2 separate regions of the Homo sapiens genome follow, and region 2 is linked to region 1. The links are chromatin loops, found by intact Hi-C in ENCODE. Cell type or tissue: PC-3. All regions are shown on one strand.

Region 1 (5,000 bases):
TAATTAAAAGGTGTTTGTTCTAAAGTATACTTAATCTGCTTGTGTATTTCTAATTAAAAATACCTCATTTCAGTTAGTAGGAAGTAAAGATGTTATCTGTTTATAGAGAAGTTTTATGTAATATTCCAAAACAATAGAAAAAAGCTTTGATTCTTTTAAATAATTAGATTATTCAAGCCCATTATTATGACTTAAAACCTTGAGGTTATACTGACTATAAGAAACAATCACAGACCAAAAAAAATGGGTTAATGGTGGAATCTTTATTCTCATATGTATTTGAATCTTTTGGAATTAATACTGAACACATTTATAAGGTTTGCACTATGCCTTCTTCTGACTTCACTTCGAAAATTCTTTGAAATGTAACACCCTAGAACATTATGTTACCTTTATCCACATAAAGAAAGGATCTTTTCATTTAGAGATGAACTTATTGAAGATGAGCCGTCAGTGTTGTGTGTAATCAATACCACACATTTTCAGAGTGGTCTGAATCCAGAACAAAGAATGAGACAGGTACTCTGATGATATCAACTTGGCTAATTGGGTAAAAGTCTCTACACTAGTTGGGAAAAATCACTTCATGCATCTTTGTATTTTTTAATCAGTGGTGTGTAAGAAGATCTGTATTCCGTGCACTTTGAAGAGAGAAAGGGCTAAATTTGTGTTCCATATTTGATCTTTCCATTTTTGTCTTGTTAATATTTTAAAAGAAAAACAAAAACCTTTGCAGATCCATTCAGTAACCCAAAGTCATATTTCCTTGGCAACAGTAGCCAGTACACTAGATTTACAAAATATCAAAATAGAAAAATTTAAATGCATTCAAAATAAAATGTCACATAGTTCAAGACCATTCTTTGGTGCATTAAAACTGATCTTCCAACATGTAATAATACAGTTGCCTTTCTCCTGATTGAATGTAGATGGCAAAGAATAGATTACTGATTTTAATTCTTTTTAAGATGTCCCCAAAATCTTATAATATTTTCTTTTCAGGGAAGCACATTATGATAATAATTTAGGTTGGGGTTACACATCCATTTTTTGGATAAAGTATTTATGTGATAGTTGATGGTAAATCCAAAAATCAAGCACAATAAATGGGTCAGGTAAGATGCATCATCTTTTCTATGTTATTTGAAATAGTCTATAGTAAGGCCTCAATTAGTGTTAAACTCAGTGAATATCTCCTAAACTTGTGACTGCATAATAAAAACATATTAGTGCCTACATATACTTTCAGGTTTTCTTTTTCTGTACTAGAAACTGCAGTTATGTGGGAGCTTTCTGTTTGCTGTATGAACTACTAAATATATGTGATATATTGGATATATTTTCTCCTAAATCAGCACATCCTGGGAAGTCCTTTATTTGTCTGCTGTATTCTTTGGAAACCCTCTTGGGAACCATCAGCTTTTAGCTCAGTAAATATTGAGGGTTGGAAGGCAAGTCTCAAAAATAAGAAAGTGATAAGGATGCCTTCTTTGGGAAAGTTTATTCCAGTCCTATTATTTTAGTCATAGGGCTGGAAGGGGAGCCCATTTAAGCTGATCTGTGATGGACTCATCTCTAAACTGTGATCAGCAACTTTCAACAGTGCAATATTTACCCAATAAATGTGATTGAATTTGTACAAAGTCATTGTCTGCAGCCATCTCCGTTAATGTGCATGTTCTATGACTCTCAGAACTGGAAGAGAGCTTGGGGATCATCTGCTGACTCTAGCAATTTAATTTGACAAATGTGGAAACTAAAGCTCAAATAAGTGACTTCTCAAAATCAGGAGACTCATTCAACAACCCTTCTGATTACTCCCCTCATAAAGAAACTCAAGTTCCCTGGAGATAATTACAGCAGTGGAGCCAATCTCTGGCACCATGTGCACTGCTGATCTTTATTAAGTATGAGTTAGGGATGATTGCGGGGGTGTCTCCCACCTCCATTAGAGTGTTAGGAGGAGTAGGCTTGGGACTTATTACATTGCTGTCTCTTGGAGCCAGTGCAATATTTACCCAATAAATGTGATTGAATTTGTACAAAGTCATTGTCTGCAGCCATCTCTGTTAATGTGCATGTTCTGTAAAAAATTGCTCATGCATAGACTTAGCTTTCTATTTTAAATGTCACAATTGAGTCAATAAAGTAAACAAAGAGAGTTTATGAGTGTTTACAGTTCCAGGAACACACAGGGGAATCCTTTATTCTGTTTTAAATTAAAGCGTCATTCAAAAAGAACAAACTTTCTTAAATGTTGCTTTTACATCTTTGGCTCAGAACACAGTATTTCTAACTTTGTTTTTCTTATTACTTAGGAAACTAGAGAAATTTCTCCTTGGAAATGTCAGGGGGAAAATACAGTATTTCGGATTAACTTTAGAAAGCTCAGGTTTAAGGCTTATTGACCAGAAGACCTCTTTCTTATCCAAGTGTAGGGCAATTCATTGCACCTTGAGGTAGGGGAGGAGCAAAATCAGGCTGGCAGGGGTCCACGGCAGGGCAAGCCCTAGGAGCTGGTGAGTCTAGAAGGACGGACTAGAGAGAGCTGGCATTGGAATGGACAATCGCTAGAGGGCGCCGGAGCACTAGCAGAGTCAACCTCCGGGACCCATAAGCAGGGCTTCTAGGATAAGGAATGGAGTTTGACCCAACCCCAAGATATGCCCTGGGGATATTGGTTTTCTCAGGTGCATCTGACTCTCCGGCCTGGATTGCCTCGCTGCGGAGAGGGGACAAAAGGTTTTGCCCTGAGCATCTGGTGGTGTCTTCCAGTGCCTGGTTAGGTTGCTCCGCGGCTGGACAGTCTGACTACTCTCAAAACTCCTCGTGACAGGCCTTTCTGGGGTCTGATCGCCCTTTGTTTCCTTACACTTGGGCCTGTTATCAGAAGAACTCTGAATCCGGAAATACCTTGTTTAAATTTGGGCTACAGTTTTCAAGATCCAGGCATTTGGGTGAATCACTTAACCCGAGTATTAGGATCTGGAAAATGGGGCTAGTAATTGTTGTAAATGTGAGGTGTTTAAAAGTGTCTGGCATTTTAGTGCGTAGATAAATGCTACTTCCTGTGCCCATTCTCTTGGGAGTTCTCCCCAAACTTCACCCTTTAAAAAAAAAAAAAAGAAAAATTAAGAATATATTTTACTTAACACAAAATTTTAAAAAATCATGTAATCGATATAGAGATTATTGAGATATTTTACATTCTTTTTTTTCTAGTACTAAATCTTTGAAATCTAGCATGTATTTTTATACTTACAGCACATTTTAATTCAGATTTGCCACATTTTAAGTGCTTAATGCTCCTATGTGGGTAGTGGCTACCCTATTGAAACAGTGCAGATCTATAAGAAGAGAAAATAAAATTACTTTCGCCATTTTTCCTTTTTGTTAAAGGTTAGCAATAATATATACAATGCTTGGCACACAATAGGAGCTTAACACAGGTTCACTGTGATTGTTATTTGCTATCACCATTTTATTTTTAAATGGGCCTCTTCTCCCATCTCTTATCCCTTCCCCCATCTCTTACCCCTTCCCCCTCAGCAGAAGGGTCTCATTCATCTATCTGTTGAATAATAATTGGTCACAGCATTTATGTCAAAAGCTGTGCTAGGCACTGGGGATAAACATAAAAACTTGAGGCACAGGCAGACTGGTGAAAAGAAACATTGAAATTGTGCTGTTAAGTGTGAGGAGAAAGATGAACAAATGATGCTAGGTAAGAGATAAAGAAGGAGATATTTGGTTTGTCTCAAAGGACCTGGGAAGTGGTCCTTTACAAGTCCTGTTATACTAAGGTGTTTTTCCTCTCCCTGTATTTCAAGGAAACAGGTGGACAGAAGGTAATTTTGAGGGAGAAGTGGAGGGGGTGGCATCTCATTCAGCAGGCACTTTGGTTTGTATGTATTCTTAACAGCGCTAATAGAGATTCTAAAATCTAATCAACTTGCACCATGCCCTGTATGTAGTAATTTCATCAATATCATGAAGTAAATGCCTAAATCATTGACTTAATTCATTTAAACAGAAAATGATTTGGAAGGAAATGTAATAGAAATATAACCAAGAACCTTTACCATTAAGTGATGGGTCTGAAACAATCTAAATAAGAACTCTGTTTTAAAAATATTGAAAGGTGTATTTCATACAAATATCCATAAAAATGAAAAATAATAAGGGCAATAGAATGGCCCAAAACAATACTTTATCATTATCATTAAAGACAAAGAAGGCTTTTAAGATGTTAGTAGCCACTAGCATTGCAAGATGACTGAGGTGATGTCTTTGTTATCTTCGGAGCAGTTGATTCAACAGGTAACTCAGAGATATAAATTTCAGTGGCAAAAGTCAAGGAGTTTTGCACCTGACATTGTGCTAATGTGAAACTAGGGATGGACACCTTTGATCATGTGTGTTAACGTTATCTGGCCAGGTAGACTGCAGAGCTCCCGAGAAGCCATTGTCAGATTTCTTTTGCTTGGTGGCCTTTACGTCCTGTGACTTGACTGATTGTGAATTGTATTGGAGAAAAGGCACGATAAGAGGAAAAGAGTGGAAATAGTTGATTTTTTGGCAACTAATAACACTCATGATAGCTCCTAACCTGATTTAATTTTAAAAAGATGGGAAAATAAATGCCTCTTATGGAATAAGAGAATGTGAGAACTTGGCAATCCCATAAAATTATGCACACCCCTCCCATTTTCCAGATAAGAAAAAAGAGACTCAGCAAGGTGAAGTGACTTGCTCAAGCTCGTTGGTGGCCTAGTTACAGCAGTGAGAATAAAGGCTTCTTCACTCCTGGGCCTGGGGTTCTTCTCTGGCCCATGCCACACCACACTCCTCTCTCCTCTCCACTTCATGCTTCAGGGGGTCAGAACTCTCTCTGTCTTGCTCACAACTGAACCCCAAACAGTGCTAGGTACCTAGTAGTTGCTCAAAAACTTTTGGTTGACTGAATGAAATAAGCTGTTTCTTTCTTCCTCACTCATATC
Region 2 (5,000 bases), 230 kb after region 1:
AGTCTGGATTAGTCAGTGCTGTAAACCAGTCACCATGATGGTCCCTTCATGCTTCAAAAATCATGGAAAGAGCCCCAGTAAATTGGAGATTTCCTGTACTGCCTTTACCCAGAAGCCACCTCTTGCCAGAGTTCAGGGCCCCTTACTCAGAAAATATTAAATCTGAGAAAAGATTGAAGCTAGGTCATTGCAAATCATGAGGGGTGTAAAGTATTCTGCTTTGAGCCCATCCCTCCTTGACAAATAAAAAACGCCAAGAAAGATGTGCTTGATGGGGCCAGCATCTCAATCTAGAATTCAGACTTTCATAGCTGAAGAATATCAAAGCCACTGTGACCTATGGAGTTTATACAGCATGGGGTAAAGCTGAAGTGAAGACATGTCTAGAGGTTGCAGGTGACTGGCCCTATCAGGAGTAAATAGAAACCATTCTGCCCTTTCCAAAGAAAGAGAGAACAGTCTGCTGGTTGAAGGCAAAGCATTGTTACTTTTGCAAAGAAAGTTAAACTTGCCAACGTCATTAGATGAAAAGACTATGTGTGTATTATTCTAACCACAAAGCAATGGCAGTGAGAGGAAGGCTCCTGCCAGCTGCTTCAGTGAGCCACAGTGGCACTGATGCTCTTTGAGTGGGAGGTTTCTGTTCATTTGCAAATGCGATGACATTTTCAGCTTTTTGTACCAGGAACGGAAGCACCTTGGGAAGCTTGTGGTTGAATGCATTCTCCCTAGAGAGCAGCAAATTAGGTTAAATTCATTTACTGATGGAGGCTCCAGGGGAAGGGGGACCCTGGGGAGGAGGGGGCAGATGATGTGTGGCAGTGACTTATTCTAGTTTGAATTGACTTAGAAAAAATGTATTTATTTGCTTCCTTTCTCCAACCTTCATCATTTCCTCCAAAGACTGCAAGCATAGACTTATACAACATGTCCTCTTTGCAGAAAGCTGTGAGGTGGTTGTGTGCTCTTGACCTGAGGGAGCAGGCCCAGAATCAATGAATGTGTGTGTAATTAAACTCCAGGGGATGAGACACCCGACTTCATCCAAATTAGAGATTCAATTCAACAGCAAGTTTGATAAAAAGGGAGGTCGGTAGTGACCAAACTAACCCTGCTACGTCGTTAACGAGGCTGAAGATGATTCCAAAATGGCTTAATGTGGCAGAAGTCTTCTCACAAGATGGCTATGATTCAAATAACCTTGGACAGCTGTGATGGAAGAGCAAATAAATAGCTCCTTTTACAAAAAAAAAAAACTCTGTCATCTCCTCTAGCCAAAGATATTAGAGCCCAGAGGAACCTTATTTGGTGCTGAGTCCACCCTTTCAATTTCCAAAAGAGAAAAGAACTCTGATAAGTTAAATGACTCCCATGGAATTGGAGATGTCAACTGAAGAATGATGAGGTTCATAAATGTGGAAACAAGAGCTTTATTTCTCATAAAGCGTTGCAACCTGCATGGTGGCCATTCTGACAGACTGGGAAGCATAGCCTCTGGCCAGGAGCCAAAAACAGACTCTTCAAGGGAGGAGAAAAGGGAACAGGAGTGTGTGCTGAGGTGGCCACATTTACATATTTAGTGAGCTATAAGAGGAGTCATAAATATTTTTAAAAGGAGAAACACACACATTCACAACTGAGCTTCATGATTCTCCAGGGGACCCATGTTCAAAATACAGCCTTGTTAGCGTGACCCGAGGGTGGTGTTTTCAGCCCTCTGATGACAAATGTGAAGCACAGGACACAAAAGCCCCTAATGTACACCCTCCATAGACTGGCCAGAACCACTTCATAGTCTGTGGTCTCTTATCAGGAAGAAATGCTGGTCAGCTGTTTTGTTAAAACCACAAAAGGGAGGGGCAGTCATTACTGGTTAGTTGATATCAGTGGTAGAGTCTCTGTAAAGGGCTGGTTTCTGTTTGGTCCTTAGGGAAGAAAGCTTAATGGTGATTATCAAGGGAGGGGATATTACAAGGAATGTCTGACCTCACATACTGTCATGACTGAGAACTCAATTTTCAAGATTACTCTGAGGTCCCCTTGGCCAAGAGGGGTTCTGTTCAGTCAGTTGGTGGATTTGGGATCTCATTTTTATTTCTCAGAGGCTTTTATTAATATGTTTCTCTGTGCTTTGATGCTTATGCCTCTCACTCTGTAATTCTGAACCCAACCATTGCCCTATAGGCGGTGTCTACAAACCAGGGGTCATCCAACAGTAACAATAAGAATATTTCCAAGTGCTGACGGAAAGAGCTCTAGATTTTTTTTGTCAACTCACTAGCAGATATTTGACTCACTGGAAGATTTTCTGCTGGGATAGAATATTTCACCTCTCTCAATAGCGGAGTTTTCATCTGCAAAATAAAGCAATAAACAACTAACCAAAATAGTAGTACTGCCATGGCTAAGCCACGACAGATGGCAGTGTTGCAGAAATAGGAAAAATGTTCCCTCTGGTGGTTGAAGATGGGAAACACACCCTTTCCTCTGGGCTGACTTTGCCCTAAGGAAGGCGACTGCCTTGGTGAGGGACTGAGTTTCATTCCCCAAGCTTTCATCCAGGCACACTTTTATAGCACACAAGCTACACACTCATATGTGGGAACTCTGGTACTCAACTACCTAGTACTCAAGCCTCAACTACCCAGGGAGTTAAGGGAGAACATAAGGAAGAACATCTACCTGTAAAAGTACGTTGTAAGTTTTAGCACTCCTTATCAATGCAAGTCCTATTAAGATATTGAAAGTGGAGGAATACAGGAAGATCCTTTATAGCAAAATTGGGCTTGGATATCTAAGTTGAAATTCATTCTACCACTAAGGGCTTTATACCAAAGTCAACCACATCCCTAGAAATGCAGTGTCCAGCTGGGTGTGGTGGCTCACGCCAGTAATCCCAGCACTTTGGGAGGCCGAGGTGGGTGGATCACAAGGTCAAGAGATCGACACCATCCTGGCCAACATGGTGAAACCCCATCTCTACTAACAGTACAAAAATTAGCTGGGCATGGTGATGCGCGCCTGTAGTGCCAACTACTCAGGAGGCTGAGGCAGGAGAATCCCTTGAAGCCAGGAGGAGGAGGTTGCAGGTTGCAGTGAGCTGAGATGATGCCACTGCACTCCAGCCTGGCAACACAGCAAGACTCCATCTAAAAAAAAAAAAAAAAGTTGTTTCCAAAATTGAACTGGATTTTCAATGAGTATTTTCTTGAGAAAGTTCCCTGAAGGATGATCATAAAGGTCTGTATGTCAGGATACATCCCAAGGAGAAGTGTCATTCCTCAGAGGCAGTCAGAGATGACTCCTGTTTGCATGGCATGTTAAGACCTTGATAATCCTGCATACATATGCATACATTCTTACAGTCACTGTCCCAGTGAATTATAATTATTTGAATAAATATGCATGTAAACATGAGTTAAAAAGCTAACTTGATAATTCTGTTGCTTCTTAGGATGGCTACATACCACAGGCAAGAAAATGGGAGAGCAACCACTGACAAGCTCATAGAAACAGGGCATGTGATATGTGAGTGACTGGAGAATGCAAGGAGTAACTCCTGACATGAGGACTCTAATCTCATGTATACAGACATGAAGGTTTACAAGTCTGTTGCCCTCTTCTCTGACTCTCTTCTCTTTAAAGAGGTGATATTTGAGCGGAGACCTGGGTGATGAGAAGGAGCCAGCCAATGTGCCAATCTGAGTATTAAATATTCCAGAAAGAGGAAATAGCCAGTGAAAAAGTCCATAGGCAGGTACAAATTCTGTGTGTTTTAAAAAAGAAATAGATTTGTATATTTGGATCTTAGTGAGTGAGAGAGATAGTGACTATGTATCAGAAATGCAGATGCTCCACCTACAGAAATTCCAAATCAACTAGTCTAGGGTGGTGCCCAGGCATCGGTGTTTGGGATTTTTGGTTGTTGTTGCTGCTGCTGTTGTTGATCTTGTTGTTATTTTAGGTTCTCCCAGTAATTCTAATCACAGACTAAAGATAACTGATATAGAGCTTTATAGGGTATGGGAAAAAGTTTGGCTTCTAAGAACTATAGAAAACCACAAAGAATTTTAAGCAGGGGAGTGATGTGATACAATCCATGATTAAAATTTCCCTCTTGATCCTGTGTAGAAGATGGATTGAAAGAGGAAAGGGTGGCAAGAATGAGGAAAACTGTGAGTAGGCAGTGGCAAATATCCATGAAGTCACTCTTGGTCTAGTGGAGAAAAAAATGGAAGGCTATGAGAAATGTTATTAAGGTGTTGTCCTTCACAGCTTTACCTAAAATGTTTATTTGCTGATGGATTGGATTAGATTTTGGGGTATGGGAAAAGACGAATGACCAACAGAATTTTGATTTAAGCAACTCAGTGCATTGTGGGGCCACTTATAGAAACAAAAGACACTGTGGTGTCACATGGGTGCACATGGGAGAAGGGAGTGGAAAAAACAATTCTGGTTTTGGCATGTTTTGTTGGAGATACACACACACACACACACACACACACACACACACTGGAAATACCTACACTGTAAATATATATGTGTGTATGTATGTATGTATATACACACACGCACTCATTATACACACACACTCCACATATATATACAATATATACATATATACACACACATATACATATATAGTGTGTGTATATATATACATATATACACACGTGTATATATATACATATATACACGTGTGTGTATATGTATATATACACGTGTGTATATATGTATATATACACGTGTGTATATATACATATATACACGTGTGTATATATATATACATATATACACACACACATATACATATATATATGTATGAGATTTCCAGTGTAGGTATCTGGTCGGCAGGTACACATTGGGATATTCACATTGGGAACTTAGGAGAGAGATCAGGTATATGTATAAACATTTGAGTTTATATGGTATATAGATGGTATTTCATGCCATAGGTTGAGATTTCTTCAAGAGCAAATGTGGACATAGTTTTCGGG

What was found. A loop is a pair of places that touch in the nucleus more often than their neighbours do. Peaks named below come from ENCODE experiments on the same cell type or tissue, not always from the same donor. Only the 100,000 strongest peaks of a DNase experiment are listed, where the experiment ranks them.
Region 2: a loop joins it to region 1, with 11 times the contacts of the local background. A loop is called at or near these places in 80 of 110 quality-filtered maps.

The regions. Positions count from the first base shown.
Region 1 is chr3:132,027,050-132,032,049 of GRCh38, reverse strand. The region is part of intron 1 of CPNE4 (copine 4); the gene reads left to right. Among named protein-coding and RNA genes, the nearest start is that of CPNE4, 5.5 kb to the left of the region's middle. RefSeq lists an enhancer at 2,476-2,525. In PC-3, a CTCF peak has its summit at 2,552 (motif pointing right); a DNase peak (open chromatin) is centred at 2,609; H3K4me3 peaks cover 428 bases; H3K27ac peaks cover 1,011 bases.
Region 2 is chr3:131,792,409-131,797,408 of GRCh38, reverse strand. The region is part of intron 2 of CPNE4 (copine 4); the gene reads left to right. Among named protein-coding and RNA genes, the nearest start is that of MIR5704, 190 kb to the left of the region's middle. RefSeq lists enhancers at 716-765, 359-895. In PC-3, a CTCF peak has its summit at 2,426 (motif pointing left); a DNase peak (open chromatin) is centred at 2,458.